3 separate regions of the Mus musculus genome follow, and all the other regions are linked to region 1. A link is a loop called in an ENCODE intact Hi-C map of the cell type or tissue named here. Cell type or tissue: heart. All regions are shown on one strand. Links, peaks and the distances in the headings refer to the core of each region. The heading gives the core; the rest is flanking DNA. Region 1 has its middle 59 kb from the start of Gm15322. Region 2 holds the start of Gm33849 (a long non-coding RNA gene). Region 3 holds the start of Gm15326 (predicted gene 15326).

Evidence for each region. A loop is a pair of places that touch in the nucleus more often than their neighbours do. Peaks named below come from ENCODE experiments on the same cell type or tissue, not always from the same donor. Only the 100,000 strongest peaks of a DNase experiment are listed, where the experiment ranks them.
Region 2: it touches region 1 in a loop (4-fold over the local background); 4 of 42 quality-filtered maps call a loop at or near these places.
Region 3: a loop joins it to region 1, with 1.8 times the contacts of the local background. A loop is called at or near these places in 6 of 42 quality-filtered maps.

What each region holds. Positions count from the first base shown.
Region 1 is chr13:111,930,356-111,941,160 of GRCm38, forward strand. No RefSeq gene overlaps it. Among named protein-coding and RNA genes, the nearest start is that of Gm15322, 59 kb to the right of the region's middle. In heart, for the core only: no CTCF peak of the experiment used is centred there; DNase peaks (open chromatin) are centred at 5,836, 6,256 and 6,816; H3K27ac peaks cover 1,334 bases.
Region 2 is chr13:112,184,446-112,195,250 of GRCm38, forward strand. It overlaps Gm41063 (a long non-coding RNA gene), which reads left to right. Exons shown (of 3, transcript XR_873963.2): 2 at 784-844; 3 at 990-1,303. It overlaps Gm33849 (a long non-coding RNA gene), which reads left to right and starts at 1,731. Exons shown (of 3, transcript XR_382922.3): 1 at 1,731-1,901; 2 at 4,020-4,590; 3 at 6,776-6,897. In heart, for the core only: no CTCF peak of the experiment used is centred there; DNase peaks (open chromatin) are centred at 2,986 and 4,076; H3K27ac peaks cover 2,394 bases.
Region 3 is chr13:111,862,663-111,873,467 of GRCm38, forward strand. Gm15326 (predicted gene 15326) reads left to right here and starts at 5,274. Exons shown (of 3, transcript NR_130345.1): 1 at 5,274-5,415; 2 at 7,265-7,452; 3 at 8,184-9,275. In heart, for the core only: no CTCF peak of the experiment used is centred there; a DNase peak (open chromatin) is centred at 5,439; H3K4me3 peaks cover 2,098 bases; H3K27ac peaks cover 3,422 bases.

The sequences.
Region 1 (10,805 bases), core at 1,946-9,945:
CGTTCCATTAGAGTTTAACCTGTCTTTGGAATCAGTGTGGGTCATGGCCTACTGGGAATACAGGCCGCCAAACTTTATCTTCCGCTCTGGGATCTTCATCTACCTTTTTGCCTGTTCCTCCTTATCTTAATGACCCCTAAGCATCGAAGTGTCCTAGGACCCTGCATTTTCCTTTCTGTCTACTCTCAGTAGGCGATGTCATCCACTCTCATCCCTTTCACTATTATCTGCATGTTAATGATACCAAAATTCATGTCTCCAGGCTGGAAATAAATCTTCTTTGTGTATTCAACTGCAACCTTGAGATACACCTCTAATAGGACAGTCTGCTAATTATGTCAACCAATTTTATTAGTTGGATATCTAAGAGGTACATTTAGGACTAAACTCATGATCATAATCTCCTGAAATCCAAATCCCCCTCCCCCGGCCTTTATCATTCTTGCAAATGGCAATTCAACCCAAGATGCGCTCATGGAAAGCTTTGACTTCATCTTTGATTCTTTTCCCCATACTCTATAGCCAACCCACAGGAAAATCCAGTTGGTCCTACCTGCAGGAAATCTAATAGCTTCTCACCAATTCTGCTGATACTCTCAACAGTCCACCTCACTCCCCTTCAAGCCACCATCATCACCATCATTATATGACTACAACAGGTCAACAGTACAGTGCAACTGCGTCTAAATGCACCAGTCTAAGCCAGCGGTTCTCAACCTGTAGGTCGCAACCCCTACGGCAACCTTTCATCTCCACAAATATTTCCAGTACGATTCGTAACAGTAGCAAAGCTACAGTTATGAAGAAGCAACTAAGCAACTAGATAATTTTATGGTCCGGGGATCACCACAACATGAGGCACTGTATTAAAGGGTCACAGCATTAGAAAGGTTGAGAACCACTGGTTTAAGTGGGTTCTCTTTTACTCTATACCTTCTGTTGTGCCCCAAGTCCACGGGAAACCCAGATGAGCCCAAGAATTGTGAAGTCCGCTGCAACTCGCAAAAGAGTATTTTTATTGTTTCAAGTTCAAATTCGGATCACCTGCCTCACACTCACTGTGTGAATGCTGGCAAGTGACCCTGAGTCCAGAAAGCACTGGATTTATATACAGTATAGTTAGGAATCCCGTGAATGTTCACAGAAAAGGGGAGCAGAGGGCTGTAATCATTTGGTGGAATGGCACTGAAGCAGGAGTGGGGGTTAATGGGTGTGTCTGTTCAGGGACTAATTTCATGGCTAGTAGTAATTGTTCTGACCTCTGATCACCTTTTCTCCATGATTTAAATGCTAGGCCCTAGTCTCCCTTGAACTTGTTATTTCTCTAAGGTCCCAAGGACAGGCATCTGGAGAGTTCTGCTGCTTATCAGGAGGAGGGTTGGTTTTTGGAGACACCAAGTTGGGGAGGATGTTTCGAGCTGTTTCTTAGAATGTCTTTATTAAGGGGGAGTTTTATGGGTAGTGCCATTGTAACACTAGGGGAGCAGCCAGGGAAGAAGGAGGGAGCCCTGGGTTTGCTGCAGGAGGACGCAGCACAGAAACCAACTCTCTGCATATGGTGCTTGCCATGGGCTGGAGGGAAGATGAGAACTTCAGGTGGGGGTGGGGGTGGGGGACGCAGAGGCAAACTGTCTGTACACAGCACTGAAGTCTCTCTAGTTTCAGTAATTCAAGGGTTACAACAGGTCCAATAGCAAGAAACTAGATGAGCTGTTCCTTGTGTTGTCCCAAGACTATGCCACCTCTGCTTTTGGCTTTTGTGCTTGCTCAAACGTTGGAAACAGCTAACTCCTGATCTGCGCAGAGCTGGCCCCTCCTTTCTTGCCACCTGTTAATTAGTAAGGCCATCTTCTGCACACTGTACAGTGACCACCCTTCTCTTCTCCAGCCTGGAGCCCACTTCCTCATCTCCCCATGTGTGCCATCTCCGTGGTACCTGTCAACATCTGACATTTGTCTTTATATGTCCGAAGTCTGCCATTTTCCTCAGTACCAGATTTAAGAAGGCAAGAACCCTCTCTGTAATAGTTTCGGCATCTAGAAAGTTCTAGGCGCATGCTGGCGTTATTTGTCCACCTATTAAATAAATGAAACAAATGGCCCTGAAAATTTGTCTTTAAAAACAGGAGATTGAAGTAACCCTTGTAAGCCTGAATAGAATTTTATTTTTTTATTGAAATCTTTCAGTACCCTAATTTAGTGTTTATCTAAATCTATTTCCACAGTGGAACATGGGAGCCGCTGGGGATGATAGTTAATTTACCCTTCAAGGTTGGTGACACAGAGAGACATTTGAAACTGCTTGGATGTGACAAGGGTGGTTGAGTGCATGCTGCACTGAGCTCTACTGCTGAGTTACTTATTTCCAAGAGGAGTGCTGTTTTCTTAAAGAGATAAGAGCCTGTACTGATGCAGTCACTCGTATAAGAAAAAACAAAAAACAAAAAACAAAAAACAATTGCTTATGTCAAGGAGCAAAGGGATGAACAAGACCGAAAAGGGCCAAAGCCATCTCTCTCTCTAGAGGAGAAATACACATGGAGTTAGTTTCACTCATAACTGTATGGCTTCATTTCTTTAAACCTTAATTCCAGTATCCATGCAGTGGGATGCTTAGAGTATAGTATTTAGAGTCAGTCAGTTCTCTCTCTCTCTCTCTCTCTCTCTCTCTCTCTCTCTCTCTCTCTCTCTCACACACACACACACACACACACACACACACACACACACAGGGAACACTAAAAAGATCTCATCTTCAGATTCTTAGATGACACTTCTGTTAGGGGCTAGAGCAATGGGTCACAAGCATTTAATGTTCTTGCAGAGTACCCGGGTTTGGTTCCCAGCACCCCTATCAGATGTCTCACAACAGCCTGTCACTCCAGTTTCAGGGCATCTGATTACACATGACGCACATAATCTCATGCAGGGACACACACAGCCATGTATATAAAATAAATAAATCTCCCTGGGGGCCAACCTCCCTCTCTGAAAAATGGAAAGATGTTTTTTTGTCTAAGGCAGATTCTACAGCTTATGTTTGTGCACGTGTTTTTGTTTGTTTTTCTCCTTATTTTCATTGTGCTTTTTAAAATTCTGCCTCTCCACCCATAACCATGGTAAAACTAAATCTCTCTCTTATCCCTCCCCCTTTCTTCTATTATTTTCACTTTATTTTTGAACTGTTTATTTGAAGCTATGGTCACACATATACACAGAAGATGAGGGCTTGTGATGCACATTTATAGATATGCTATACAAAGTTTTGTCTTGGTGACTGTCAGCAATGCCTTGAAACTGTGTGGGGGAGCAGAGCTCACTCTTGAGAACTCAGCTCTGCAGGAGGACAGGAAATGGTCTATTGAGAAACTGGTGACGTGAAAACGCTGAAATCCATCTTCAGCCTCGGTTCTGGTTTAGTTTGATTGGGAAACAGCAGCATTTATAAAAGCTGAATGGCTTCTTCTTCTATCCCTGTGGTCGCTGCTGTGATTTCTAGGTGAAGATTCAGGCTGCTAGTATAGCCCTTTGATTAGCTGGTTACTCAAAAGGGCTGCTCGTGCCTGTCTCTTAGCTGTGTGCCTTGGGTGGTCGTACAGGTGCAGAACTAGAGAAAATAGAAGGACTGGGTTTGAGATGTCCTGATAAAAGCCTTCACGAAAGGGACTTATATGTTAATATTTAACAAATGTGCATGGGCACTGGGCTGAAGTGGGAGCAGCTTTCTGGAAAGATGTTTATCAAATGTTTATTAAACCTACACGCCTTTCTGGTGTGTGTGTGTGTGTGTGTGTGTGTGTGTGTGTGTGTGTGTGTGTGTGTGATTCCTCAGGACCCATCCAGTCTAGTTTTTGAGATACAGTCTCTCACTGGGACCTGGGGCTTGACAATTAGGCCAGGCTGGATGGACAGTAGACCCCAAGGATCTGTCTCTCAGCCTTTGAAGTACTGGGAGTGCCAAGTGCACATCACCACCCTCAGTGATTTTTTCACTTTTCTGTAAGCTCTGATGATCATACTTAGGCCTGCATGCTTGTAGAACTAGCACTTTTCACCTCAAAGTCATAGCCTTTAAAATGGGCCTAAAAACCCCTCCAAACACACACACACACACGCACGCACGCACGCACGCACACAGACAATCACGTCAAAACAAAAGAGGTGGGAATTTCTCTGGAAAGAATGGCTGAAATTGGGGCAGAAGGACCCCCACAACGACATAGAGCTTACTAACGTTAGCTGCACATGTGCAGACCCAGTGTGAATCTTTTTCCAAAGCACATTGTGTTTACCAATGAAGCATGCATGCATTTTCATGCTTAGGTTTTAAAGAAAGATAAGCAAATTGGGAGAGAACCAAGAATGTGTTTGAGATCTTAAGAAGAAGTGATCACACACACAAAACAAATCAATAATTTAGGGATATATCTATTGGGCTAATTGAGAAGCAAGTATAGGAAAATATATGCTTGTAATCTGTCCTTGGGTAGTCGATATACTAACTCTTAGAGTGGTTATAAAAATATACACTCTGATTACATTTGGAATTAAATTTAAAATGTCTTTACTGGGTTGTGTCAATTGAAATTATATCAAAACCCTGTCTCGAAAAAAAAAAAAAAAAAAAGAAAGAAAGAAAGAAAGAAAGAAAGAAAGAAAGAAATAAATTATATCAAAAATGTTGGCAACCAGAGAGCAGAGGCAGAGAGGCTCAAGGGCGAGTTCTGGCTGCAGAGAACTTGTTTTTACCCTTGAGGGCTGGGCATAGAGTGATTAATCATCATAGGATATCAGATATATCCCCTGTCTCATTCAATAAGAAAGAGGCCAATAGTCGAGAAAGAGATGGGGTGGAGAAAGGGTGGTATGGATGGATCAGGAACTTATTATTGCGTATGTTTCCTCAGTGTTTTGTCAAGAGCACCCAGTGCTCACCAATTCTACAGTCTACTCTTCTGACTCCATTGCACCGTTCAATCCATCTGAAGAATAGTAGTCTATGAGTTTTGACATAGATTGTGTGACACAAACACACCCAGGTACAATGTATACTGTCAACTATGCCTTTTCCTAAGTAATTCCTGCTCCTACCACACTCTCAGAGGCAATCTACAGCTATTCCTGTGAGAGTGGGTAAGCATGTTTGTGTCTTACCATTGGTTAATTTTGCCTGTCTAGGCATTTCATGTTATAATCATAAAACATGCACTCTCCTGTAGAAAAAGTTCCCTTCACTTGGCTTAGTATTTTTGAGATGTCTGATTTTGAAAAGTTGAAAAAATATCCCTTAGTCTTTGGCGATTCTTGGGTTAGCATCAGGAATGCTGGGTAATGGTGGCGCGCCTTTAAACCCAGCACTCAGGGGGCAGAGGCAGGTGGATCTCTGAGTTCAAAGTCAGCCTGGTCTACAGAGTGAGTTCCAGGACAGTCAGGGCAATACAGAACCCTGTCTCCAAAATCCAAAAATCAATCAGTCAGTCAGTCAGTCAGTCAGTCAGTCAGTCTGCCTGCCTCCTGCCTGCCTACCTGCCTATCTATTTTTTTTTTTAAACTGAAGTGGTGAGGGTAATGGGGAGAGGAGAGGAAGTGGATCCTAAGTATAGAAACTCGGGCCTCTTAATTTTCTGATGCAAAACTGAGGACTGGTTCTTGTCAAGGTCATGCAGGTTGAGCTGAAACTGGAACCCAGATCTCCTGACCCACTCTTGGAACAGTGAGCCAGGCAGCTGAGCGAGGTGGTTGTTTTGAGCCGATGCCATGTGAGACTAGAGAGTTTCGACAGAGCTTTGCTTAGAGGATGTGAAACTACACTAACCTCATGTGACAAGAGAACCTTGGAGGCCTTGGTGTGGGGCCAGGAGAGGAAGTCTGCATGGCTTCTGGTTACCAACTCCACCTCTGAACCCACTGGCCTGGGGTGACTTATGGCGAACCTTCTCATTTGCAATAAAACCAGACATGGGGCAGGGAAAGCTTTTCTACGGCAGCGTGCAGAAGGCAGGGCACTGCTAAAAAAAGGTAGGTGGGCGTGGCCTCTAAAAGGCACCTTCAGCCACATGCGTGCTCCTCCCAGAGCAGGGGGATCTGGAGCTGCAAACAAATCCCTAGGGAGGGAGAGATGCTGTGGTTACAGACACAGCCTTTGTGTCTTGTATGCATGTTCCAATTCAGCCCCAGATGACAATGACCTGGTAGTTCCTGCCTGCCAGCTGTTGGCTGGCCTCTGTGAAAGTCCCCAATGTTTGGGCCAATGCCTCGTGGGCAGGTATCCATATCATGAGGCCAACTGGCACTGTTGGCACCTTTGTTGGTCAAATGAGCACAGTGACTTGGGACAGAGGTGGCTGATCCACCCTCCCTACCAGCTGGCTGGTGGGAGCCTGTGGGCAGGTGCCCTGGGGAGAAAAGGGTTCCAGTTGCCATGGTAACTGTTCAAAAAAGGAGGTTCCCTCCTCAAGGCCAGTTTGGTGTCTTTTCTGCAGGGGAAGAAATGGATCTGTGGCAGCCAGGCCGGCCGTGTATATCAATTCGTGCCTCATCTGTTTGGAATCTTTACTTCTAATTGGACCTATTATTAGTGTCTGGGAGAGAATCTGAGGGCTGGTGGATCTGTTGAGAGATGTCATTATAGCAAAGACTAGGTCACCAGAGAAGTCCCAGAAGAATCATTCCCGTGTATACCAAGCAGAGCTGGACAAAGAATTCCAAAGGCTTTTTTTTTTTTTTTTTTTTTTTTTAAAGGCAGACTTGCAGGTTGGACGAGTTCTCTGGGCTATTCCGGGATATGGAGATTAGCACTGACTGAGGCCTTCACCCTAGATGTCCTTTGGCCAAACTGTCCTGGGCACAGGGGTGAAGGGACCCTGGTCAGCTTGCTGGGCCTGGCTAGTTTCCCACAGTGAATGCATTGTAAAGAACCAAGCATTCTCGTCGATGCTGTCTCTTCTGTAAAGGTTTCACGTATGCCTTTACCTTGGACGGACGTTTCTGGCTTTGATCAGAAAGTCCAACTCCTTCATCTTACTACTTCTGCATCTCGCTTCTGATGAAAGCCATCCTCACGCAGGTCACTGGGTTGAGGGTCAGTGATTTTTCCCACTCAGCCTTTCTTCTGTGTGTTGGTATAAAGATCCTCTGTTCCAGGCTTTGAGATGATTGGGAGAAATACTAGCACTGTGTGAGTGCAGGAGCTTCTGAGCCCCTTCCTGGGGCAGGGCGTGGATTGTGCTCTGTTCTGCCTACTGATAGCTAGTCAGAATCATTTAGATGGGCTGGTAGGTACCTAGGATTAGGAAATATGACTTATTCTGGCTAAACCTGAACACCTTGCCTGCAAGTGTGGCCGTGGTGGACACAGCCATCAATTGTCTAACGTAGCAAGTGAGACTAGAACAGATCTTCCTGCTGCTGCTTGCCAGCTGGTTCTGGTTCTGGAGACCGAATTACACACACACACACACACACACACACACACACACACACACACACACACACACAGTTCTCACTATATTTTCCCAGTAACGGATTGAACTTGCAAAGTGTTGTCCTGTGTCCTACTGCTAAGCAAATATTTAGAATTTGTCTTCTGAGCTGGGACACTGGGGATGCAGAGAGAGACGGGGCATCATCATCTGCTATCCCAGAGGCCCTCACAAGGGAGAGACGGCAAGGAAAAGGTCCTCACAACTGTCCCGAGTTCCTTCAATGATGGACAATGATATAGAAGCACGAGTTGAATAAACCCTTTTATCCCCAAGTTGCTTTTGGTCATGGTATTCCATCAAAGCAACAGAAACCCTAACTAACACACTTTCCTGGCATGCTCGAGGCCACAGGATCTATCTCCAGCACAGACTGCATAGAGCAGCCATGGTGGCACACAACCATAATCCCAATACATGCAAGATAGAAACAGGATGATCAGAAGAAGTTCCAGGTCATGGCAAGTTCACAAAGCAAGTTCAAGGCTGGGCTACATGAAACTCTACCTCAGAAAACATGAACAGAGCAAAGAACTGAATGCCACCACATCATGAAGAAAAACTGTGATTTCTAAAAAAAAATAATTCTAGTAATTTTGTACATTTATCCTATTAATTTGTTTTTGCTTGCCCCAAATTTTAACTCATTGCTGAAAGACCTGATTATAGGCATAACAGTGTTTCAGGATTGTTGAGTTATTATTATTGTATTTGTTGCTATCCCTCTTTTTTCCCTCCTCTTTCTCCCTTTCTCCTTCCCCGCTTCCTCATCCTCTCATGCCCCACTTCTTCTTGAAATTTGGGGTTTCCTTTAGTGGAAGAAGAAAAAGAAATAGTACCAACGAGTCCCTCTGCAGCTCAGGCACTCTACCTTGGACAAGAAGAGTCCTTGTGCACAGCAGTAGCCACAATGATGCCCAACTCCTTTGTAACCTCCTAGTGGAAGCGCTGCATGTAACATACCTTCTTGGTGCCCTATAGATTGTAAAGACACGAACAGAGCACATATGAAGGAGAGGAGGCTGAGAACATAGCCAAGGGAGAAAGAAGAGCAGAACTGATAAAAAATGTCAGAAGGGACTAGAGTGGGGGTGAGGTTGGGGGTGGGGGTCTTTTGGGGAGGGGGTGGTCATAGCAACCTCACAGGAAGAACATCCAATGACTGAGTCTCTGAAATATTGGCCTGGTCGCCAGACTCCCTACAGCTCAAGTGATTATACTTACATATCAAAGGAAAAGGTGACCCTGAAGCCGGGACAACTCCGGACCTTATAGGGAGAAACAAAGGGGGAAATGGGTGGAGAGCTGCAGTATGGGAAGGGTTCAGTAATTGTGCAGGGAAGTGATGGGGTTACAGACGAATTAGGCAGCTGATACATTACTAGACTGGCTCCTGGAAATGAGAGATAAGACTGTGTTAGAGTTAGGACAGGGGCTTGGAAAGAGGGAGAGACGGTCGGTCACTCTTTCTCGGCTCTACGGCTTGTTTTTTTTTTTTTGTTGTTGTTTGTTGTTTTGAGTCAGGGTCTCATTTCCAGGGACTGAGCAAATCCTCCTACTTCAGCCACTGATTACTAGGATCACAGGCTTGTGTCACCCTGCCCAGCTTAGAAAGTACTATTTTGTAAGGCTGAAACGTGGCAAGGCGCACTGATCCTGTGCGTTATTTGTAATAGGATCTTGTAGGAAATGAATTAACATCACGTTGGCCTTGAACTCCAAAAGTAATATAATTCCGTGGGTTTCCCCTTGCTTCAGTTATCCTATAATTATAATAGCTTAAAATCTAAATTTAGCATGCATAACCCCCTTTGTCCCTCTGTCTGTCTGCCTGCCTGCTTGCCTGTCTGTCTGCCTGCCTCTTCCTTTCTCTCTGTGTGTGTGTGTGTGAGATCGTGTGGGTGTGCGAGTATTCAAGCATGTGTGCATGACATTAAGTGACATTTCCCCCTCCATTAAACTCCAAATAAGAAACTTATTTACATTCATGTTATTTTTCAATCCATTTTTTTCAGCTCACACTTAGCCTCTGTTAGTCAGGAAGCTGGGGAACGGTTGAGGTTAAACATCTGATGGAGATGCAATTGTATTTTCACATGGCTTTGCCAAGTGGGATTTCTGTATTTAAACTGGACATCTTCCACCTGGAGAGTCGCCTTGACATCACATTCAGATTTGCTGAATAAAAGGCCAACAAGCTTTCTGGCCAAGGGAACCCAGTATCACATGAAGAGTATATAGGAGCAAGAAGATGGATATGGGATTCCTGCTAGCTTCTGTACATAACTTGGAGCATGGCTTTCTTTTCTCTGCAAGAAGAAAGCTTAGTATCTCTGTAGGAAACCCTGGGGAAAACAACATGGGTTTTGGTGTAGATCTGAGGGTCACGTTGGTTGAAAAGCTTTGGTGTAGGAATCGGTCAGAGGAAGGGACACATGGAATTTGGGAAGAAGGTTCCCTTAACAACCACAATAATGATAACCAATAAACTTCTTTAAAAGTGAGAAGATGAATACCTAGTGCATTAGAGAAGTGAAAAAGCTGCAGCCTCTGCACCCAGGGGGTCTTACGCTGCATGGTGTGGGAGACAGCACTGAATGAGTCATCCTCCCACCCAAAAGTCATATTGCAAACTATCAAAATGTCAAGCACCGCCCATGACCAGCCATAGGTGTTTCCTATGGGCTGATGCGTCCTGGCTTGGGAAGCAGATGGAGCTCTCCAGTGTGACTTTATTGCATGGTTGGAAGTCTGAATATGACGTGGCAGTGCAACTGTGTTCCTTTCTTAGTTTGGCCTCCACTCTTTTAAACAATTTGAATGAAATTCAGAAGACAATGGTCAAGCATCCATGGGTTACCTGCTTTGGAGAGAGTCCCCGAGTTCTATCAATGTACCCCAAAGAGCCCCACAGGTTAGACTGACAAGCTGGCAAGAGACAATTTCAAAGAAAAATGAATATTAGGCTTTAGGCTTTAAGACGATCAGCTGACTGGCTTAACAGAAGTTCATGTGAAAAGCATCATGAGTTTTATCACTAAGGGAGTTCAGTGTCACATGACGAGAGTGAAGTCTTAGGGTGCATTGGAGCAAGGAGAATCCTTCTATCAAGGACAGCTAGGGTGTGTGTGTGTGTGTTTTAACCTGATCTTGCCTTGGCTGAGTTCCATACGGTTTAAACGGTCCAAGATAAACAACTCAGTTTGGAAATAGCCAGGTGACACAAGGCAGATATGTAACCATATCATCTATGAAACTGGTGTGTGTGTGTGGGGGGGGGGGAGAGATAAAGGGAAGGACTCATAATTTGGCACTAAATGAAAA
Region 2 (10,805 bases), core at 1,020-9,019, 250 kb after region 1:
ACACATAGATTTAAGAATACTTTCAACGTACAGAAGGATTGACTGACGTCTCTGTCATGGATGTTCACAATGTCAAATCCCACCTCTCAGCTAGGACCGCCCATGGAGGAAAGCCGTCATGTGAATGCCAAGTGCTGCCCACATCAGTGTGCTGGAAACCCGGGAAAGAGGTGTTGTGGACTTGCTGCCAATGAAGCACACCATCCCGCCATGACGGATGCTTTCCAGTCCATGACCAGTTATACAGAGAGTGGCTGGGACGTGCTCTGAAGCTGTGCTGCTTCTAGAAACAGTGGGCTTAAGAAGTCAGTGGCCATTGTAAGCTGAGGGGGGAAGACCCTGCTGCTTCAGTCGTCTTCATCGGTCTGGTCCAGAGGTGACTCCAAGAGCCTTCTGATGAGGATGCAAGAGAAAAAAAAAAGCCAAATAAAAGTCTCTCCCCTGACTGGCCAAATTGTATTTGGGAGAGGTAGAAATTAAACACAACAAATAAAATATATACTACAATGGATGGTGGAGACTTGCCCATTTTAATTAAAGTTGTCAAGGTAGATCAGACCAGGAAAGTGGAAATCTCCAAAAGAAACCTTCAGGAAATCTCCAAGAGAAGAAGGGAGTTGGGCGAATACGTAGGGACAAAGTATTCTAGGTAGAAGCAAATGCAGAGGCCCTGAAACAGTCCTTTGAGGATGAACGAGGAGACGGAAATGGCATGTGTCCTTACCCCCTGAGCCAGCTCGTTCACCCCTGAATTACATTTTAACCAGAGCCCTTTGTCTTTAGGGCCCAGCATTGCCTGAAGTGGACAGAGACAGGAAGCCGAACAGCTTAAGCAAGTGCTGGGGTAAGATGGCAGACAGACGGGATCACAGCCGCTCAGACCGGAGTCAGACCTGGTTAGAGCGAATCATCAGTGGAGGAAGGGGGCGGGGGCGGGGGAGGAAGGGGAGGGGGAGGGGCGGCTTACTGGGAGGTTTTCTCTCTTCCAGTCCAGTGAGAATTTCAGATGGACATTTTCTTGTGAATAGCCGTCTCTTCTTAATAGCATGATCCTCTGATGAAGAGAACTGGAGACCCAACATTTGCCCTGGTGACTGCAGTGTCTCATGTCCAGGATAGAGCTGATAAATGCTGCCTGCACATCGAGATCACCAGAGATACTTGCAAAGCACCGATGCCCAGTCTTGTCTCAGGGATTCTATTTCACCTAGGGTCAGGCTGTGAGTAGGAATTTTAGACCCCTCTCACCAATAGTTCTAATATTTCTCTAGAACTAAAAATAAATTGCTAACAACAGCCCCTAACCTGTCTAGCACCCCCCCACACAAATACAGTGATTTTACATTGAGACTTGGAGCAATGAAAACACATGAAGCGGTCAGTGGAACAGCTGGGCGGGAGCACTCCGAGCAAGGGCGATAGCCATTCGAAAGAGGTGATAGTCAGAGAAGTACTGTTGGTACAAACACACCAGCAGCCTCTGTAGCCGTTTACAATTGTAGGTGGGGATCACGCGCAAGTGTGATGTGCTACGCTAATAGTGTGCCCTTCAGTTCACTTACTAGAATCCTGACACCTGATGGGAAAGTATTGGAAAATCCGCCCCCCCCCCCCCTCTCCTCTCCTCTCCTGCCATGTGGGGACTTGTACTAGCCACCTGCAATTCATCAGAAGGCTGTGGCTGGAAGTCCCAGCCTTCAGAGCTGTGAGAGGTCTGCCCAGCCAATGGTCATTTGTTATATAGCAGCTTGAGCTGGCAGGTACCTGATGCCATAGTCACTCACTGCCTTCCTACAGGCCAGGGCATGTGAAACATCAGTGGAAGGAAGCATCAGCTAGAACTGTCAAGAGATCACCAAAGGGAGAGTTCAGAGCCACACAAGTGAAGCTGGCATCCCCAGGTAAGTGTGGTCTTCTTGTACATGACATGCTGTGATTGAAGCTAGGTTCCTCCACACTTCAGCCTCTTCTCAAAGACTGCTCGTGAGTATGACGCCAGTTTCACTGCACTTCAGACATCGAACAGAGCAGGGTGTTGAAGCTGACAAAGAAAAACATGTTCATCTTTAACACTGGCTTCATTCGGTGCCTGTCTCAGTTTAGGGCGATGCTGTGATGAAACACCATGACTAAAAGCAGCTTGGGGAAGAAACGGGTTTATTCAGTTTATACTTCCACATTACTGTTCATCACTGAAGGAAGTCAGGACAGGAACTCAAACAGGGCCAGAACCTGGAGACAGGAGCTGGTGCAGAGGCCACTGATGGACGGTGCTGCTGACTGGCTTGCTCCTCGTGGCTTGCTCAGCATATTTTCTTCCTTATAGAACCTGGGCCCAGGGATGGCACCACTCACAATGGGCTGGGTCTTTGCACATAAATTACTAAATAAGACAATGCTCTACCAGCTTGTGCTCAGACCTACAGTATGCAAGCATTTTCTCAACTGAGGCTCCCTCCTCTCCAAAGACTCTAGCTTGTGTCAAGTTGACGTAAAACCAGCCGGCACAGTAGCCAAAGAGATGGGAAATAACATGCTAACAAAAAGTCAGATTTGACCTTCAGATTATTAAAAATCATTTAGAAAAAAAAATGAACTCTGTTATATTTTCTTACATCTTCCATAGAGGAGTGGCTGCAGTCACCGTTTTCACTCATATATGTCCTTGGAACAGAGCACGTCATTTTTAGGGTCTGAAAATCACTGAAAGGAAGACCCCAGACTCAGATAGTACGCAAAAGCAAAGAGCAGTGATTCTTAGAAGAACTCTATTATCCCTAGTTTCTGCCCTTGATTTCTGGTGTTTAACCCAATGGGAACATTAGTGGAGATGGGACTAAACAGATCCTCTTTCTTAGTTAGAGCCACAGCATGGTTTTTTTCCAAAGAACCTCCCCCACCCCACGCTGTATTTCTGTTTTCCCTTTCTGCTGCTGACAAAACTGCCTGCCAGGAAGTTGTCTGTCTTTTGCATGCCTCATGGCAGTGCAGCTAGAAATAGAAATTAGAATGACTTCAAATCTCGCATGGTGATGTTTTCCCTCCAACTACATATGGTGCCAGCAGGCAGAGCAGAGGGAGAGGGAGTCGTTAAAATAACACAAATGTGAGATCACTCTCCAATGTATCCTCACTTGAATTTCTCCTCATCTCTGAAATGGATTATTTGAATTAAATCATCCTATTATAAGACTTTCCCCATCCCCCACCCCCACCCCTAACCAGAAATGTAACAGAGATTGATTTTCAAATCAAGACTTAAATTCACGACCATAGGCAGAGCTTAGAATTGTTCAGCGCGACTCAGAAAAGTCACTGGTGCCAGTTCTGTGAACTCGCGCTTGGGTTAATATGATATCCATCCATGAAGCTCACGCCGTCGGTGGTGTGGGTGTGTCACATAGCTAATGTGTGTTGAAGTTTGTGTCTCCAGCTACACATATGAAGGCACTCACTTCTAAGCCGGGGGGGGGGGGGGGGGGTGGTGGATATGATATTAATGGGGCTGCTTTCAATGGAAGATAATCTCAAAGTAACTTTCTCTTTTGGAGGTAGTAGAAAGAGAAAGCTTCATCTTTTAATTTAGCGAATATGTGAGTGCCTATTCTAAAAGAGGGCAGCACTAGAAACTTTAAACACAGTCAATGGAACATGCTTTCTGCCTTGAATAACCTACCTGAGCTGTTTTTAACTCAGGAGTTAGGGCGACTGACACTGTGGTCTGACCCAACTTCCCCAGAGTCAGGGGCCTCTGGATTCTTGTCTCTCAGATTCAAAGGACAGATCCATGGACTGATGAGTTTGGAAAGAAAGTTCCCAGTTCTTAGAACTTACAAGAAAGCAAGCAGAGCTCCTACAAAGCAGGAACAAGTCCTGGGAGATGGGGCTTTTTATAGACATTTAGTGGAAACTCCGTGACACATAGGGAAGGCTATGAGCTGGGCAGCTCAGCGACACAGCCATGGGTTGTCTAGGGCCCTCCTCTCAGCTCTGGCCTTATGCTTGCATATTGCTTCCAGGAGAAACCGAGATAAGGAGAAACCAGAAACCTCCTGCCTGGCATCCTGGCTTCCAGCCAGGGCACAACCAAAGACATTTTGGTTGAAATATTTCTGGCATCCCTAGCCGTTGTCAAGGACAGAACTTCCAACAGCCTCGGGACATTTCTGGCTTTTAGCCTCGTAAGACTGTTTACTCTCCGGGCTCTTTACCCTGAAACTGCCCAGCCAGTTTCTGTCACCTGCTTCCATCAATAATCATGTGTTTGGAGCTTCCTGTACATTTTAGAATGATCGGCACCCGAGAGATACTAAAGGAATCGTGTCCCTGACTTGAAGCAACATGAAAAAAAGATTCTTGCACCGTTAACCAAAGTTTAAGTTAACTTGTATTTGAAGCTGGTGGAACCGTGGGATGCCGGTAACATCCTCTTGACATAAGGATGACACGGATCCTCACACCACAGCCAAGCTCTCAGCTTCAGTGAACAGAAGAGAGCGCCCGCCCGAGTTTCGGACTGTTGCTGCAGAAGGAGCCACTGCTGCAGGAAGCTTTTCAAATCCCAGTTGTATTCTTAGTTTCTCTCTCAAGGTAATGACAAACAATATGCTCACGGCTGCTCCCCAATCTAGATGGTCACAGTCACTGAATGTGAGTCTTTGTATGTTTTGGTGTCACTCGGACAGATTATTAAAAAGGCAGACACAAATGATGTCTGAGCCTGGGGCCCACAGTCAATCCTCCCCCGTGTACCTTCTTGTGCCAGGCTCTTTCCTGCGTATAGTTCATTGAGCTATAGCTCAGAGGAGGTGCCCGGGCATAGTACGGACCTTGTAAATCAAGTGAGTGCACTTTAGAAAACTGCACAATCTGTTTGGAAACAATTCCCGTAAGCTCTGGCCTTGGGGAGGGATCCATTAGTGAAGGCCAAATGGTGTTCTGCTTATGTCATGTCTGTTAGCTACCCTTGACCGTATCTAAGTCTTAACTACATCTAAGTGTGGTTGGTTTGCCTCTCCCCCACCCCCACCTTCCATTCCCTCAGTACCCCACCTGCTCACCCTCCTGCTCTCTCCCTTCTCTACTCAACCAAAAACACTTGAAAGACCAAAAAAAAAAATACAGCCTGAAACCTAGAGTTTCAGTCAGCCAATATTCTATGTAGTCACCTGCTAAGGTTGAGGGTGACTGACTGTGGGTGCCCACAGAGCTACCCACCTCCAACACCATCAGCTTTCTAGTGGAAAATTCCTGGGCACGGAAGGGTCAGCTTCCAGACAAGAAACCACCCAGATATGCTTCCCTGGGCACAAAGACCTTGGTGTTCAGCCAACCACTGCTCTTAGAAGTGGGGGCTTTTATGTCCGTGTCTGTCACGTTTGCATCTGAAGCAGCTCTTTACTGCAAGGTTGATTTTTTTTTTCTCCAAGGCCAGTCCCCCACCCTCCCATCTTTGGAGGAATGTGTTAATAATTTGCCCCGGGGAGATGAAAGTCTCTTTGATACAAGTAGAATAAACACACGGCACATTGCTCAAAGGTCTCATCTCTACCCTGGGAGTACTTCTAGGGGCTGAAACAAAACTGAGTAAAATGGTCCGTCTTATTTCTGAATTACTCTCCATCCCTCATTTGCTCCCGTGCCTCCTCCCTGACTTGTGCAGCTGGACAGTATCCATCGTAACTGCAGGAAGCTGCAGCCCATAAGGGCCATGGCCAATACTTGTGGTAAATACCTTTAACCTACATCAGACCTGAATGGCCCCTGCCGTGTGAGTGGGATTGCACTGGGTGGGACGAGGATCACCTAGACACCGAGTTGAAGCAGGCTTCCTGAGACAATAATACATCAGGGTGGAAGGGAACCGTTTAGTTTGACATTTCATTTCATGGATAACTTCCTGGCTATACATCTTCCAAATCCTGGCCTGGTCTCTCCCTAAGCTACTATAGTCCCTATATCCCAAAGGGCAGAGAAATCAATGAAGGTCCCTTATAACATTGCTTCTCCTTCTCTCTTTCTTTTCTCTCTCTCTCTCTAAACTTTTTTATTAGATATATTCTTTATTTACATTTCAGATGTTATCCCCTTTCCTGGTTTCCCTTTCTGAAAACCCCCTATCCCCTCTCCCCTCTCCCTGCTCACCAACCTACCCACTCCTGCTTCCTGGCCCTGGCATTCCCCTACACTGGGGCAGAGAGCCTTCACAGGACCAAGGGCCTCTCCTCCCATTGAGACCGACAAGTTAACCTCTTTTTCTGTCCCTACCACTACTGTGAAATACACTTCTTCCCAACCAACGCTAAGTAGCATTCCCGGGTCCCTGGGGCCCTTTAGGGATACAAGTGGTGGCTTGGATTGCTTGGTCTACCCTGCAGGATGTTCTCTCGCCAATATGGAAAGCCCCCATCCGATACCCAACGACCCTGCTAGCCTGCAGGCATCCAGCACACGGCAGATGAATGTGCTGCCTCGCTCAGTCTGCTCACAATTCACCGTTCACCTGCACACCCCCAAGGCAGGCTGGAAATACACGATCACGGGTGACAGTCCCACACGAGCACGGGTGACAGTCCCATAGCTTGCTCCCTTTACATTTGAGCCTCTTCCAAGTTCCATTTTGACAGCCACTTGCTGGTAAAGTTGATTAATCCAAAAGACTTCCTCTTGGACGGTCCGTAGACTGGCAGCCAAGTTCAGGGGCCAGGATGTGTTCTCCACCTCACTTGACCTTGTGATGAGACTCCAGCTCACTCTCCTTTACCTTTCTATACAGGAATAAAGTGAACGCGAGCCATTCAAAGATCCAGTTTCAGCCTGGTAAGCCAAAGGTCACTGTTTCATTTATTTCCCAAAACTCGAAATATGACAGTATAATGTACTTTCCCTCCAAACTGTGTGGGTTTGATGTTCATTATCTTAGAATTCATAATACATTTCCTTCTTTATCATCAAAGCCCTAAAAACTTGTCTTGGTCTAGACACCTCCAGAGACTGCGTTCACTCCTTCAGTTTCTCTGTCAGGTTTCTCTTCCAGAGCAGTTTGTCTGAGTCTCCTGAAGCCCCATTCCTCAGAGACATGCCTCCCTCCTCCCTTCTCTCCTCCTCTCCTCCTCATGCCCCTGCCTCCACTCTGTGCAGACAGTTGTTTCTAGAATGTTCACCTCGAGGACTATTTGCGAAAATCTCACTGAATATCCAATCACCTATTTCCCTAAATTAGAAATTTCAAAGACAGCTTTTAATTTGTATTTTTAAACTGACACCCTTCCTAAACTTAAAATGCCTCTGAGGAAAACAAAACAAAACAAACAAAACAAACAAACAACAAACAAAAACCCTTAGTTTCATTTTTAATCCCCTAGGTAAGGAGACATCTTTCCTCATACGCTGGCTGTACACACTCAACAGCCATGACACTTAGAAACTTCTCTCCCTAAACCTCCTAACCAAAGATGGCTCCCTGACCAGTTCAACACAACGTTAATATCCAGGTTCAGCCGGAAAGTTGGGCCTTCACTTAATAGCCTTTGGAAAAGAGCAGCCACTAACATGGAAGCCCATCACGGCTTACAGGATGGTGCCGCGGAGTATGGACTTGGCCACCCAGATCACCAAAAGATGTGGCTTCTGTTACCCGCACCTGCAAGGTTTCCATTCAGGCACCAGAAAAATCATTGTTTTGTGCCTCTTCTTATATGTCTGCCTCTAAGCTGCTAATCAAAGTGACTCTCGGTTTTTACATCGAGTGTGTCAAATACTGAGCTACAAATGAACATAAGATCGGTAACCCCTGACACAAAACTCAAAGGCCCTCCAGGAAGCAAGCTTAAAAAGAACCAAGTGCTCTAAGATGGCAGCAAGGTTTGACACTTGGAGTGTACAGTGTTTCACCCGGCACTGTTTGTTGTCACTCTGCCTTGTCACTTGTCCAAGCCCTGCCCTTGTCTGGATTCCCCCTTGACCTGGTACAATCCCAGAACATAAACACGGTGAATCTTATAATGGCTCCTTTGTATTCATATCTTTACTTCCCACCCAAAGATCCTTAAAGGAATAAACACACAAAGCCAGAGGCCCAGGCACTCTGCTCTCTACCTGCTGACTTCTGGAACGTGGTAACAGGATTCTTAACTCTCAGATTAACTGATACCGGAATTTTGTTTCCCAGCTATGGCATTGCAAGTGTTAAGTGAATAGTCTGACGCCAGAAAAGGAGTGAACCGGTCAGGACGCAGGCTGTTTCACAATAGGCTTGGTCCCTGGAGTCATCTCCATACGTGCTCTCTGTTAGGGCTAGATAAACAGTTGTTGATACTCATTATTAATTGATAACTGGCTGGGACTTTCCACTAGAAAGTCATGGAAACCCAGTGAGCATTCCTGCTAGCTGCTCTTCTTTTGAATCAAGTTAACCCTGGGATTATCTTTTCTGAGAAAGTCAAAGCACCTTCATTGCTGTAGCATTCCTTCGTGGAATGTGCAGACATTTACAAAGTATCTCTGTGCCAGAGAACTCTGGGGGAACTCAGGGAGAAAGGACTAGGAGCTGAGGTGTCCAACCTCACGGAGGTCTGCTGTGGAGGATGAGCACCCATCACAGCCAGAAAGAATCACTATACACAGCGTGGTTCTGCCTCCGGAGGGGCTAAAATGGTGAGGATAATTTGGACCAAGAGAGGAAAAACAAATGTTCTGTAAAGCTGACATCCAAAAACAAAGTCCTTTACTTCTGTAAAAGAAGCGAACTGCTGTAAGCATTTAGCGGAAAAGGTCAAGGACTTTGCTAGATGAAAAAAATCTACTCTACGGGTATGAGCACTCGCCTGATCCAAAGGGTTGATGCGGCTGATGTGTCTTTTCTGGGTGGCATATATTTTGAACAGAATCTAATTTGAAATTTATAAATCTGAAAGAGAACTCTATTAAAATATTGGCAAGCTAGTACCTGGTGACAATTTTCTTTATCAGAGAATTTGTACCTAGTGATGGCTAAAATAAGGAAGGAGGCAGAGAGATGTTTCAAGGTATTAGATCAGAAAATGAAACCACTTCTGTGGAAACCAATCCTAAGCCTATCATGTCAGAGTGCCTGCTCTCAAGTACAAATTCTCAAACTCACGGAAGTCTCCCTCCTTTCCTTCTGTCACTGTTGTCGTTCTTCTCATTCTTTTATCCCCTCCTAAACTGGTAAATGGGAAGAAGGGAGCAGCTAGGATTGTAGTTTACATGACTTTGAGACCTAAATGTTGTCATAGCTTCCAGTGGGGCATGATAGGGCTAGGCACTGGTCTCTGGTCCCTCTCTCTCTCTCTCTCTCTCTCTCTCTCTCTCTCTCTCTCTCTCTCTCTCTCTCTCTCTCCCCTCCGTCTCATGGGAGAAGGCCTGGTACAGACCTGTGAGTGTTTACTGCATCTTCAAGCCTGGCCTCTGCTCCCCCACCCCCTGAGTCCCTGTGATTCCTCGGAGCATCACAGGCACAGAGCCTCAGTGTTCACCATGACTAGCCAGGCTCCCTGCAGAATGGTGGCGCTTCTGTGTTCCTTCCTTATACTACACGTGCACACACACACACACACACACACACACACACACACACATACAGCGGCCTGTTCTGGGGTTTTCAAGAAATTTATTTTTCTTGACCATATATTCTCAAGACAACATCCTTATTAATAGATCTGGCTTTGAACATTAGAAGCAATATTATCTGGGCTTTCATAAATGGATACCTCCGAGCTTTCCCACACCTGTGCCATCTGGCTATACCCATATCCCTGCCTATAAAAACACGTGTTTATCCTTGAGTATACCTGGGGCCAAAGGGGAGGGTGAGAGAGTGGGAGAACAGCACATTTATATACCCAGCAGGTTTTAGTAATACCCGAAAAGCATCAATGAATCTTCCTAAATTAGCCTAGGCAGCACCGTTGAGATTTCTGAGGCTGTAGGAAAACCTGCCCATGGTTAGTCAGGACAGGCAAGCTTCATTCACATGAGCGATACACAGGAGAGGATGCGAATCATTTGAAAACATGCATTCCTTCTGCAGCTTGGCCCTTTCCAGTTCATAGCTCTTTGTTTACCTGTGTTCTCATGTGTCCTTTAGTGTTAGGATTACCGTAGCCACCAAGACCTAATCTCAGGGAGACTACCACCCCATAGTCCAAGAATTCTTTTACTCTGCTAAAAAAAAAAAAAACAAAAAACCCGCAACTGACTGGGTCTGCTCTGCTCTGTGTAACCTGTGTTCAAGGGCTGTGTACTAGAAAGGCCCCATTCATAGCCTTTCATAATTGCTGGTGACCAGATGACCTCCGTCCATGGAAAATGAGAATAATTTGAGAACAGCTTTGTGAAATGCACGGGCCCCGACCTCAGCCAGTCTTTATGGGCTGAATTGTCTTCCTCGGATTCCCATGTTAAGGCCGTAATCCCTGGTGAGAAGGCTGTGGAGAGCTTTAAGGAGCAGTGGGTGTTACAGATGTCGGCAGGAATGTGGTTCTAATCCAGAAGCTCTGGAGAAAGGGAAGAGGAGAAAAGTGAGGAGAAGGACGAGGAGAGAGAAGAAAAGATCAGACTCTGCAGGCATATACCGAGAAAAGGCCATGAGGCATCGAACTGGTGCCAATCCATGAAGAGAAGTGTCAGAAAAAACTGACCTTGGCCTCCGGACTCCAGAACAGTGAAAACCTACTTTCTGTTGTGTTAGTTGACCGTGGTCCCAAACAGTCTCACAGGAAGATCCAGCTTAAGCTGGATCACTTCCAAAGTGTGGTCTTGAATGCCCAAGTAGGGGTGTATGT
Region 3 (10,805 bases), core at 1,333-9,332, 68 kb before region 1:
ATGAGACATTTCACAGGGAATGCAGAAACTCATAGAATAGAGTCCTGGGATTAATTTTAAAACAGCTTGTCATATTTTACTTATCTCTCTTGATTAAAAATGCTTTTATTGAGAATATTTATTCTTACGCATATATATTCTGATATATATACACATATACATATACATATATATACATATATATATATATACATATATGTATATGACAAAATATATAACAAGATGTGCTTTTAAAACCCAAGTAGCGTACAGTTCAGTCAAATTAAAAGTGTTCACACTTGAGGCAATGTCACCTCTATCTTCTCTCAGCGTCTCTGAGTTAAACTCTGGCCCACTAAGCAGTAGCAAAAGTTTCCCCCCTGGTCTGTGGCCACCACTATTCTACATTGGGAATCTATTTCATGTTAAGTCCTCTAAATGCAACTAGTGACATATATTCTTTTGGGTGTAGCTTTTCCCACTTACCATAATGCTTTCAAAGTTCATTCATGTGGCATGCCGCAGAAAATGTCCTGTTTTCAAAAGGCAGAGGCATACATGTTTGTATTGTATCTTACGTGTCTACGTATTCACTGTTTGGCGAACATTTGGGTGGTTTCCAGTATGGCTTTGTGAATAATGTTGCTGTGAGTACTGTTTAAGTCTCTGTTATCAATTCATTTTTTAAATTCACCGAGAAACGGAACGCACAGATCGTATAGCAGTTCCGTGCTTGAGTTTTACCTCTGGAATGCTTTTCAAAGTGGCTGTGACATTTTGCATTCTTCCATTTCTCCACACTATCATCAACTCCTGCTTTCTCTTTGCTCTGCCCCATCTTGAGCGTGTGAGTGGCATCCAGCTAGTTTACATTCTAGAGTGAACAGGGGCCCTGAACACCTTTTTCTGGCTATTTATCTTCTTTGAAGGGATGTCTATTCAAGAACTTTGATCGGGTTTTGTTTTGATTAATTGATTGATTGATTGGTTGATTGGTTGGTTGGTTGACTGGTACAGGGTCTCACCATGTAGCTCTGGTCCTGGAACTTGCTATGTAGATCAGGCTGGCCCTGAGTTCATAGAAATCTACTTGCCTCTGCCTTCTGAATGCTGGGATTAAAGGTATGTGTCACCATGTCCAGCCCTTTGGCTATTTTTAAATTATGGCTTTTATCTTTCCCTTTAAAGTCTGGATATCAACCCTTTGCCAGAGCGATAATCTGTGAATAGCCTCCAGCACTGGGGGTGGGGTGTGTGTGGCATTTCTGTGTTTTTGACTGTATTCTTTAATGCATGAAAAATGTCCACATTAATGAATTCTAATCGATCTGTATTATTGCTGGAGCATTTGGTATCGTAACCAATAAATCATTGTTGAACCCTGAGCCATGATACTTTCTTTCCTGATTTCTTCCAGAGAAGCTATGTTTAACTTTCTCATCCACTTTGACTTTATTCACTAATGTGGTATAAATTATTGTGTAACCTTATTCTTTTACATGTTGATGTCCAGTTTTCTCATTGCTATTTACCACAGACTGTTTCCCAGTTTGGTATTGCTTCTCCTCTTAAAAACCACTTAACCACTCTGTGAGGACTCTCTGGAGTCCTTATTTTATTCTACTAGGAGATCTGCCTACTTTCATGCAAATACTGTACTGGTCTAAATAATATAAAAGCCAAAATTATCTACAGAGTTTTAAAGACTGTTGATAGGTAGTTTAAAAAACTATTGAAGCCAGGCAGTGGTGGCACACAACTTTTGATCCCAGCACTTGGGAGGCAGAGGCAGGCAGATTTCTGAGTTTGAGGCCAGCTTGGTCTACAGAGTGAGTTCCAGGACAGCCAGGGCTATACAGAGAAACCCTGTCTCGAAAAAAGGAAAACAAAACAAAACAAACAAACCAAAAAACAAAGCTACTTAAGCTTCTATCCTTCCTCACAGAGTACCTATGAAATCGGTGTGCAAAATTCCTGAGGGCATTTCCATACATTTATCACATTTTGTTTGTTTTTCTAATTCTGCAATATATATTGTAAACATTCTGAAATGCGTGTATCTAATCAATTAATTTTATTTGCTGTATAAAATTCCTTTCTCTACCCAAATTGATTTATAGTTTTAAATTTATTTCTCCAACAAAAGGCAGCTAGGTTGTTTCAAACGCTCGCTGTCTTAGTCAATGTTCTATCGCTGTGAAGAGACACCATAACCACAGCAACTCTTATAAAAGAGAGCACTTAACTGGGGCTGGCTTACATTCAGAGGCTTAAGTCCTGGTGGGAAGAATGGTAGCATGCAGGCAGACATGGTAGCTAACACTTCTACCTCTGGATCTTCAGGCAGCAGGAAGAGAGCAACACTTGGCCTGGCTTAAGCACATGAAACCTCTAAGCCTACCCCAGTAATACACTTCCCCCAGCAAGGCCACACCTTCCTTCAACATGGACACACCTCCTAAGAGTGCCACTCCCCAATGGCTAGCCATTCAAATATATGAGACTATGGGGGCCATTCCTCTGTAACCCACCACAAATGCGTTAACATTTCTGAACTATTGTATTTGCTAGGTGTTCATGTGTTCATGTGCACATGGGCCAGAGGACAATTCATGGGAGTCAATTGCCTCCGTACATTGTATAGGTCCTGGAGATGGATGGGAGCTCAGAATGGCAGACTTGGTGGCAAGCTCCCTTACCCAGTGAGCCATCTCACTCACCCCACGTGTACTTTGCAAGACCTACTTTCAATGTCATTGTGTTAGTTAGCTTTTCAGTACTGTAACAAAAATCTAAGACAACGCATTTATAAAGGAGAAAGCCTGACTTTAGCTCACAGTTTTGAAGATGTCAGTCCAGTGTCAGTTGGTCCTGATGCTTTTGGGTATCTGGCGAGGCAGATCTCATAGTATGATATAGTGTGTGTGGAGAAGCAAAGCCTTTTAGCCTATAATGGGAACTTAGAGAAGATAGGAAGGGCCTTGATTTCCTATTATCCTCTGTATGGGCAGACCCTAGTGACTTAAGACTTCATACCAGGTCCTACCCACTCCATGTTCCACCATCACTCGATAGCAGCAAGCTAGTGAATAAACTTTTGTTTGTTTGTTTGTTTGTTTGTTTTGTAGCCCATGGGGTTTAGGGATACAGTCCAGATCCAGACTACAGCATCTGTCAAATGCTATCAGGTTCAACACACCCATCACACTTAAGTTTACCAAGCCAGTTCGAGACAAAAATAAAACCCCAGGAAACCTGTCCCGTTTGAAGTCTGATCTTATTTAATATTGCTTCTGGCTTTATGGCTCCATTAATATAACAGCAGATCTTTTAAGTTGGTTGTTACCCTCTTGAGTCAGCGGCAGCAGACAATTCGCTGTTCTGGGCTCGAGTTTTCTGGAAGGAAGGCATTCAGAAGCCGAGGCAGGAGGTGGTCAGTGTTTGTCAATGCTCACCCTTTACCTGTCAGGCTGAGAGCTTGTCATCTGGGGGTCCATGATGCACAGGGCTATGGGAAATGTCTCAGAGGAGCCAAAAAGCTGATGCATAGGCAGTCACTGCTTTGAGCAGAAGGCCAGAACAGGGTCCGACTTCCGTCAGTGGTCATGGATGAGATGCTCAGCTTGTCCCCATTTTCTTCATCTGCTGAGAGGCAGTGATGAGATGATGCTTCATTGAAAGGGCTCTTCTGAGCTCTTACTGAGACGCTGTCAGTAAAGTTGCCGAGGAACTATAGGATCTGTCATATAAAAAGTAGTGGCTCCCTCTTAGTCATGAAATGAAGGCCCAAGCAAGAGATTGGTTTGGTTCTGTGAAAAGAAGCTGCAGCCACAGTAAAGAGAAATTAGGTTAGAACAGAATAAAACAACTACAGTAATATATCCTCCTGCCTCCAAACCCACACTTCAGATAGGGCACTTAGTGGGGGTTCCTAGGCCACTCGAGAACTTTCTGTGGAAAGCACAACAGAAACCGCTTGTAACTAATGCTTTGTCGTCTTTGGTTTTGGCTTCAGGAGGTTTTGACCTCAAAAGTCTAATATTTGCAAGCCAAAACTTTATGTGTGTATGTATATACTTATTTATTTTGCATCAAGTAGTTTCCTTAAGTTGAAAAGAAAACCCCAGAAACCACCATATTTATTACCTCCTGCTTCACAGATGACACTGAGAGTCCCTGGAAAAATATAGACAGGAGATCTGTTCCCTACTTTAAACTGAAGCGTAACCAGTTGTTTGACTAGAGCGTTTTTTAAATTTTGAGATGAATACAGATAAGCGTTCTGTGTGAGAGGTGACTCAGGGGTTAAGGGCACTTGATGCTCTTGTAGAGCATCAGAATTAGATTCCCAGCACCCAAGCTGAGGAAGTGACAACTGCCTGTAACCAGCTCCAGGGGAGCCGGTGCCCTCTTCTGGCCTTAGAGAGAACCTGCACACGTGCACATTGTACACACACACACACACACACACACACACACACGTGCACATTGTACACACACACACACACACACACACATACACACACACACACACACATACACACATACACATACACAGGCACATACACACACATACACACACATACACACACACATACACACATACACACACATACACATACACATACACACACATACACACACATACACAGGCACATATACACTAAGAAGACTTCTAAAAAAAAAAAAGAATTTCCAATGTCGTCACTTAAAGCACGAATGATGTTGTGTCTCCATTGAGGGTGGAGCTCAGCAGATAACTGGAGCTGTTTGTATCTAAACATAGATCTGGGTCCTGTCAAGCAAATAGAAAAAGCATATGATTTCTGGAAGTTGTTCACTGGCTGTGACTAAAACCCAAACTCCCTTACAACCAACACTTCCCACACAAGATGAAAACATGAAAAATTTGGTTTTGCTAACTGTTCTCCATTAAACCCCAACCATACCTGGGATTTTGATATGCTACTGAAGGATCTGTTATATATATACACACACACACACACACACACACACACACACACACACATATATATATTCCAGTAGTTGTCTAGTATCATATAAGTATATATATATTCCAGTAGTTGTCTAGTATCATATAAGGCCCCGGAGACAGCACAGACTTCACCAGTTTGGTGGTATTAATTTAGATTTTTCATAAGACCAGAACGACTAAAAGATGAAAGCTAGGCTGGGTTGCGATGTAAAACTAGAAGGCAAACAGGAAATGAGTATTTTCTCGGCCAGCTGTTTCCGACTGAGGGTTCTCTGTGTAGCGCAGTCTCTGAAGCGTTCACTGTTCAGCTTTAAACAGATTGAAATGATCCACCAGGGAAGCGAGAACAAACCCCAGGGCTGTGTGCAGGCAGCATTCAGAGCTGGCCCTGAGCTGCTGTGGAAGGGCGAGCTGCGCCGGCCAACATGTCCGAGCTGAAGGCGAGCCTTTCAAAGCTATCTTTTTTAACAGGATGAATGTGAAGAGCTCCGGGGGAGGGGGAGGGGGAGAAGGCAACACAAACCCTCCACTTGAGCAGAGCTTCCGGTCCGTGTGGCTCTCTCTTTGCTGACAGTTATTCTTAGGCCTGCTTTAGCTTCAAAGGTTTCCTCTTTTCTATTTTTGGGAGCAGAATATGGATCTGGGTCTGCCTAACCCCTCTCCACTACTAGTCGGTGCCCCGAGAAGCGTAGCGCCGATGCTTTCTATAGCGATCACGTCTTTCTTTCAGCACCTCCAAATGATCTTTAATATTATGGACCCAGATTTGCCAGATTTACGGGCCGAAGTCAGTGAGTTTTCACATTGATTTGTAGTGTCTTGATTTACACATTCCTTTCTCCAGCAGGGGCATCTCAGAGATCAACTCCACCGTGGGGGTTGACATGTGTGCTGGGTGAATGAACCCTTGTTGATAAAATAGGTGGCCGCGGGATGGATGGGAAGTAAGCAAGCGTGGTTTGCGTTAGAAGGGCCATGAAACTGATGAGAGCCAGTCACGTTTGGCGAAGAAATAATGGGTACCTGTCTAATTGGAGATCAGCTTGTTGGATGTAACAGTGTAACACCAGCCACAAGGCATAGGGACCAGAATGCTGAAGAATGCAAAGGAACACCTTACCTTAAGCGTGGTGGTGGTGGTGGTGGTGGGGGGGGTGGTGGTGGTGGCGAAGGGCGGAAGGTTGATCTATTTCTCTTTCTGCCCCCACTCCGGTTCTTCCTGATCCACCACCACCTGGCTTTACCGATTAAATTAACAATAAGCTTGCACGTGTCAGTTTTAATCCACACGTCTCAACATTTTACAAAAGAAAATTTAAGGCTCCTATCTTGCCCGTAAAATATAGGGAGGGCTGCCTTCTCAAATGCAGAGCTGGGACTCTGGAAATGTCCTCAGCTTGGCCCAGCTGCCCCTGCCACATGGTCTTAATCAAGATCTGCCTGTCTGGCTTTAAAAGGGTGACAATCTTCTTCTCGAGCAGGATTACGGGGGGAATGTGTCAAGGGAGGCATCAAGGGTTCTCCCTGTCTTCCCAAGGTTACTCAGCAAGTTTGCCTGCCAAAGCATCTCATCTGACCATCATCACTCCCAAGAAGGGCAACCCCTTCCATTCTGTGAATGGTCTATATGCTATTGATCATATTTCATTATGCAAAGAACAAAAAGAAAATGAATGAGGATGTAATAGGAGTGTAACTTTGAGAAACACTTCTAGGCACTTTACAAGTGGATACTTGGTCAGGGAGGGGGGAGCCCTCAGATTAGGTCATGTGATACTATTGTAATATTAGGAGAGTGTCCTGAAGTGCATTTTACAAAATGCTTTTAAGTAGCAGACAACATCTTAGGTTTGATGTTGACCGTGAGATTAAAAACCATGTTAGAATTTAAGATGTTCCTGGCCTTAGTGTCTTCTCCAGAGCATTTTGGTCCTGCTGATTTCTTCAGAGTTATTTTAAATGTGTCCTATTCTGACTAACTCAGAAAGATGGTATTGTATTCTCTCACGAGAACAATAATTTACTCTTTCTTATTTCTCTCTCTCTCTCTCTTTAAAGTAGAGCAAAAACACTTTTCATAGAATATCTGGTTTTTCCTGTGCAGAAAAAGCCATCCCTCAGATTTCCTATGCAAACATTTGTCCTCTCAGGTTGGGAAAAGATTAAAACGGCACTTGGCGGGGCGGGGGAGCCTATAGTGTCTCTTTCCGAGATGTACTCCAACACTTGGCAGGGTGAGGTGTTCCTAGCAGGTGCTGGCTTTGCTATAAATGGACAATTTATAAACAGGGCTGACAACTGGGAAAACAGAGCCATGGAGAAGGCCGGCATTCCAGGGGCCAGCGGTGATTTCCTATCAGACGGTCCTCAGCATGGAATTATTGATAGCTGTGATGCCGAAAGGGAGCCAGTTGGCTAATGCCTGGAAGGGCTGAACCCCCGCTCACGGATGATCTGCTGCAAGATATCTTAACTAGGTCAGTGCAAATTAGCTTCTTCAGCTTCGTGGTTCCTTAATGAGCAGTTTAATCACGAAGTCTTTTCTTCCCTCCTCAGCCTTGCCTGAATTTAACTCTCTTCCCGCTCTGACACAGGAATGGAGCAAGTGGGAAAGTCTGTCTGAATAGATAAGGCGGCCCAGTGGGTGGGAGAGGAGGGGACTCAGCAAAGCTTCTAGCACACAAGGCCAACGCACAATCTGCTCACGGCAGAGTCAGGCATGTAACCCAGGGTAGTGGTTTTGAGCCTGTATCCAAGGGAAATGGCAGGCATACGGGGTGTTCTGTGCACTGAGGCCTGGGGCAGAAGCAGAGATGGATAGCCGAGGTTTCTAATTTCTCTTTTGCTGGTCGTCCAGAGCTACCAGCTACCAAGCCACTTTCAAGCACCCTCCCTCCCCCGCCCCCCAGCAAGACTGCTCTCAAAGTATTCTTCTGGGTGCATCCGTACAATGTCTGCTCTTCCTCTTATTAGTATTGCTGTTCCTCCCACTGTTCCTATTTGAGCCTGTTCCTCCCTGTGGCGGTGCTTCACAGGCCTGTACAGAGTGTTGGGTGGCTTGCTGTATACCCATCACAGCCTTGTATGGGTGTACAAGGAGCAGAGTGGCCATACCTGTTTGCTCTGTGTGAGTGGTTTTTCCAGGAGACATCCATTTGGCTGGGACTTGACTTTTCTCCCAACCACACCCTCTTGTTTTCTTCTTCAGACTGAAGCCCTGACTCCGCAAGGAACTCAGACTGCCTTAGGAGGAGAGAAAACTTCATGAGCCCGAGGCAGAGCTATGGAAACATATGCATACCCCAGCCCAGAGGTTGGACTAGATGGCCTGGCTGTCGGAACACAAGGCATGAGACTTTGAGGGAATCCGGAGTGGGACTGTGAGGGGCCACACAAGCAAAACACTTTCAAATCAGGAGGAGCTGATAGCAAATCACCACTGGCCCCTGGGATACTGGCGTTCCCCACTTTCAAACACTAAAGGAGACAAAGACATTTGCTCTTGGTTAGAAGGCCAGGAGTACAGATTCCCAGGGATCTGCCACGCCTCCGGAAATCTCAGGTTCGGAAACAGTGGTGAACACTGGAGAACTCTCACCAAGCGTCTACTATTTGCAAAGGACCCTACTAGGCAAGGAGAGAAAGGAAGGATATGGATGCCAAGCAGAAGTTTATGATGGGGATAGGGATACACCATAGATGAGGGCAATAGAGTATGGTGAAGCCACAGACAACAAGAGAATGTTCTAGATGTGCCCCAGAAAGTCAGGGCTGGCACTGGTTTGGAATGACTAGAGAGGAACACATGAGCAAAATAGGGCCTTACAGGGTGGACATTTTGAGTACAGTAATTGGAAATGTGTGAGAGAGATCGTTGCATGAAGGAGATTCTATGCTGGGAGCCATGGCGGGGGGTGGTCTTTGAGCTTTGCAGGTAACGGTAGAAGGAACGCACACATCTGATGGCTCGGAGGGGTGTGCAGTTCACCTAACTAGACGCTTCCTTTCAGGAAACGGGGACTAAGAAGGCAGTGGTCAGGAGCCTAAGACAGCAAGAAGAGCCATCACTGTGGGAGGTGTTCATAAAGTCTAACTTTTGTATGGCTGAGGCTGGTTGGCAGAGGTTCTTTGTTAGCGGTATGCTCTGTAGCACGCTAGTCGAGTCCTCTATCCTTCGCGTCCTCCTTCCTCGTTCGCAGTCCTGTTTGCCAACTGTCTGAACCAGGGCTGCACAAATTTCTGCGTGTGGACTTTCCCCACAAACAGAGCCAAAGTAAAACAAAAGAAGATACGTTTTTCCAAAGTTCACCGCTTGACTCTCACCCCCCCCCCGACCGCCCCCGCAGCTCATAACTAACTCAGACGGTCATTTCTGAGCCCTGGGACATCTGTTCAATTTAACAGTCTGCCGAAGCAGAGCCATAGATTGGGGTGGGTAGGGTGGCTGCTGACTAGGGAGCCATCATGCACCAAGAGCCCTGGGTGGAACTTCCTTTCCTGTCACAGAGTGCCATTCTCTCCCACCTCAGTGTATGGCCCGCGAACAAACAGTTCGGGCATGAACTGGGAGGTAGTTAAAAGCACAAGGCCTTGTCTATGTGTTTTGCAATATCGCACGCGAGTCGCATGCACTTGGAGTTTGCAAAGCACCCCTCTCAGTCCAGCTGTGTGGAAGTCTCACCTGTGGTGCTTTTAAAACATTCCCAGACAGACTGCTTTCCCCGGCAGAGAAAGTCACAGTCTCTACGGGTAGAGACAGGCAACTGTCGCTTATAAAGAAAACTTTCAAAATGATTCTAGGGGCAGCCTGAACTGAGAGCCTGGGTAGCCTCTGCGCTTCCAAGGTATTGACTTTCGCTCCCGCCGAAAGACAAGTGATGTCCACAGCTGTGGTAATGGGTGCTTATTCTGCATTCTGGCCAAGAAGTGCCTGGCAAAGAGCAGATGTTCAACTATTGTTGTAGGATTCTCCCCAAAGTGGCCAGATGACAGTTTGCTTAAAAGCTTCCTGGTTGAGTTCTTTGTGGCTTTGGAGGGAGCCTTCTTCCGAGAGGCATCTCTTGGTTTTTCGAGATAGGGTTTCTCTGTGTAGCCCTGGCTCTCCTGGAACTCACTCTGTAGACCAGGCTGCCTTCGATCTCAGAAATTTGCCTGCCTCTGTCTCCCAAGGGCTGGGGTTAAAGGCATGCGCCACCACTGCCCGGCCGAAGCATATCTTTTAAGATGGTTATCTTTGCTCCTAACCTTCTTCTTATTAAAGGAGGTAACACATGTCCCTAGGGTAGGGGGTAGGCTTGCTCCCTATCTATAGCAGAGGCATGCTAAAGAATTCAGAGTATTGATTTTGTACATAAATGCTCACTTTGTGGAGATACAAAAGAGTTGTCAAGCAGGTTTCCGTTAACCCTTAGTCTGGGGTGGATATAGATGCTAAGACTTGGTTTTGCATGGTTGTTTCAATACATTTTCTTTCCTTCTGTGGCTTGTCTGTTACTTGGTACCCAGGAGCTAAATCTTGAGGCCAACTATGAATTCCCTCAGTACCATGAGCTTTGCTACAGCATTAAGGCCCACAGAGCCAGCCTCCGAGCTGGTTCTGCTAAAGGGCTATTAGCACCTCACTTTCTTCTTGCTTTATACCTGGATGGCTATCTATGGATTTGTGGATGCAGAGGTGCCTAACTATGGTTGTATACACAGCCACTTTCTCCTGTTCCTTACGACTTTTTATTCTTTTAGAATTGAGTTTCAATCACAGCCTGCTTGTCTGGACCCATTAAGCCTTTCTAGAGACTTCTTGTGTAGGTTAGGGTCTTCAGGAACCTCCAGG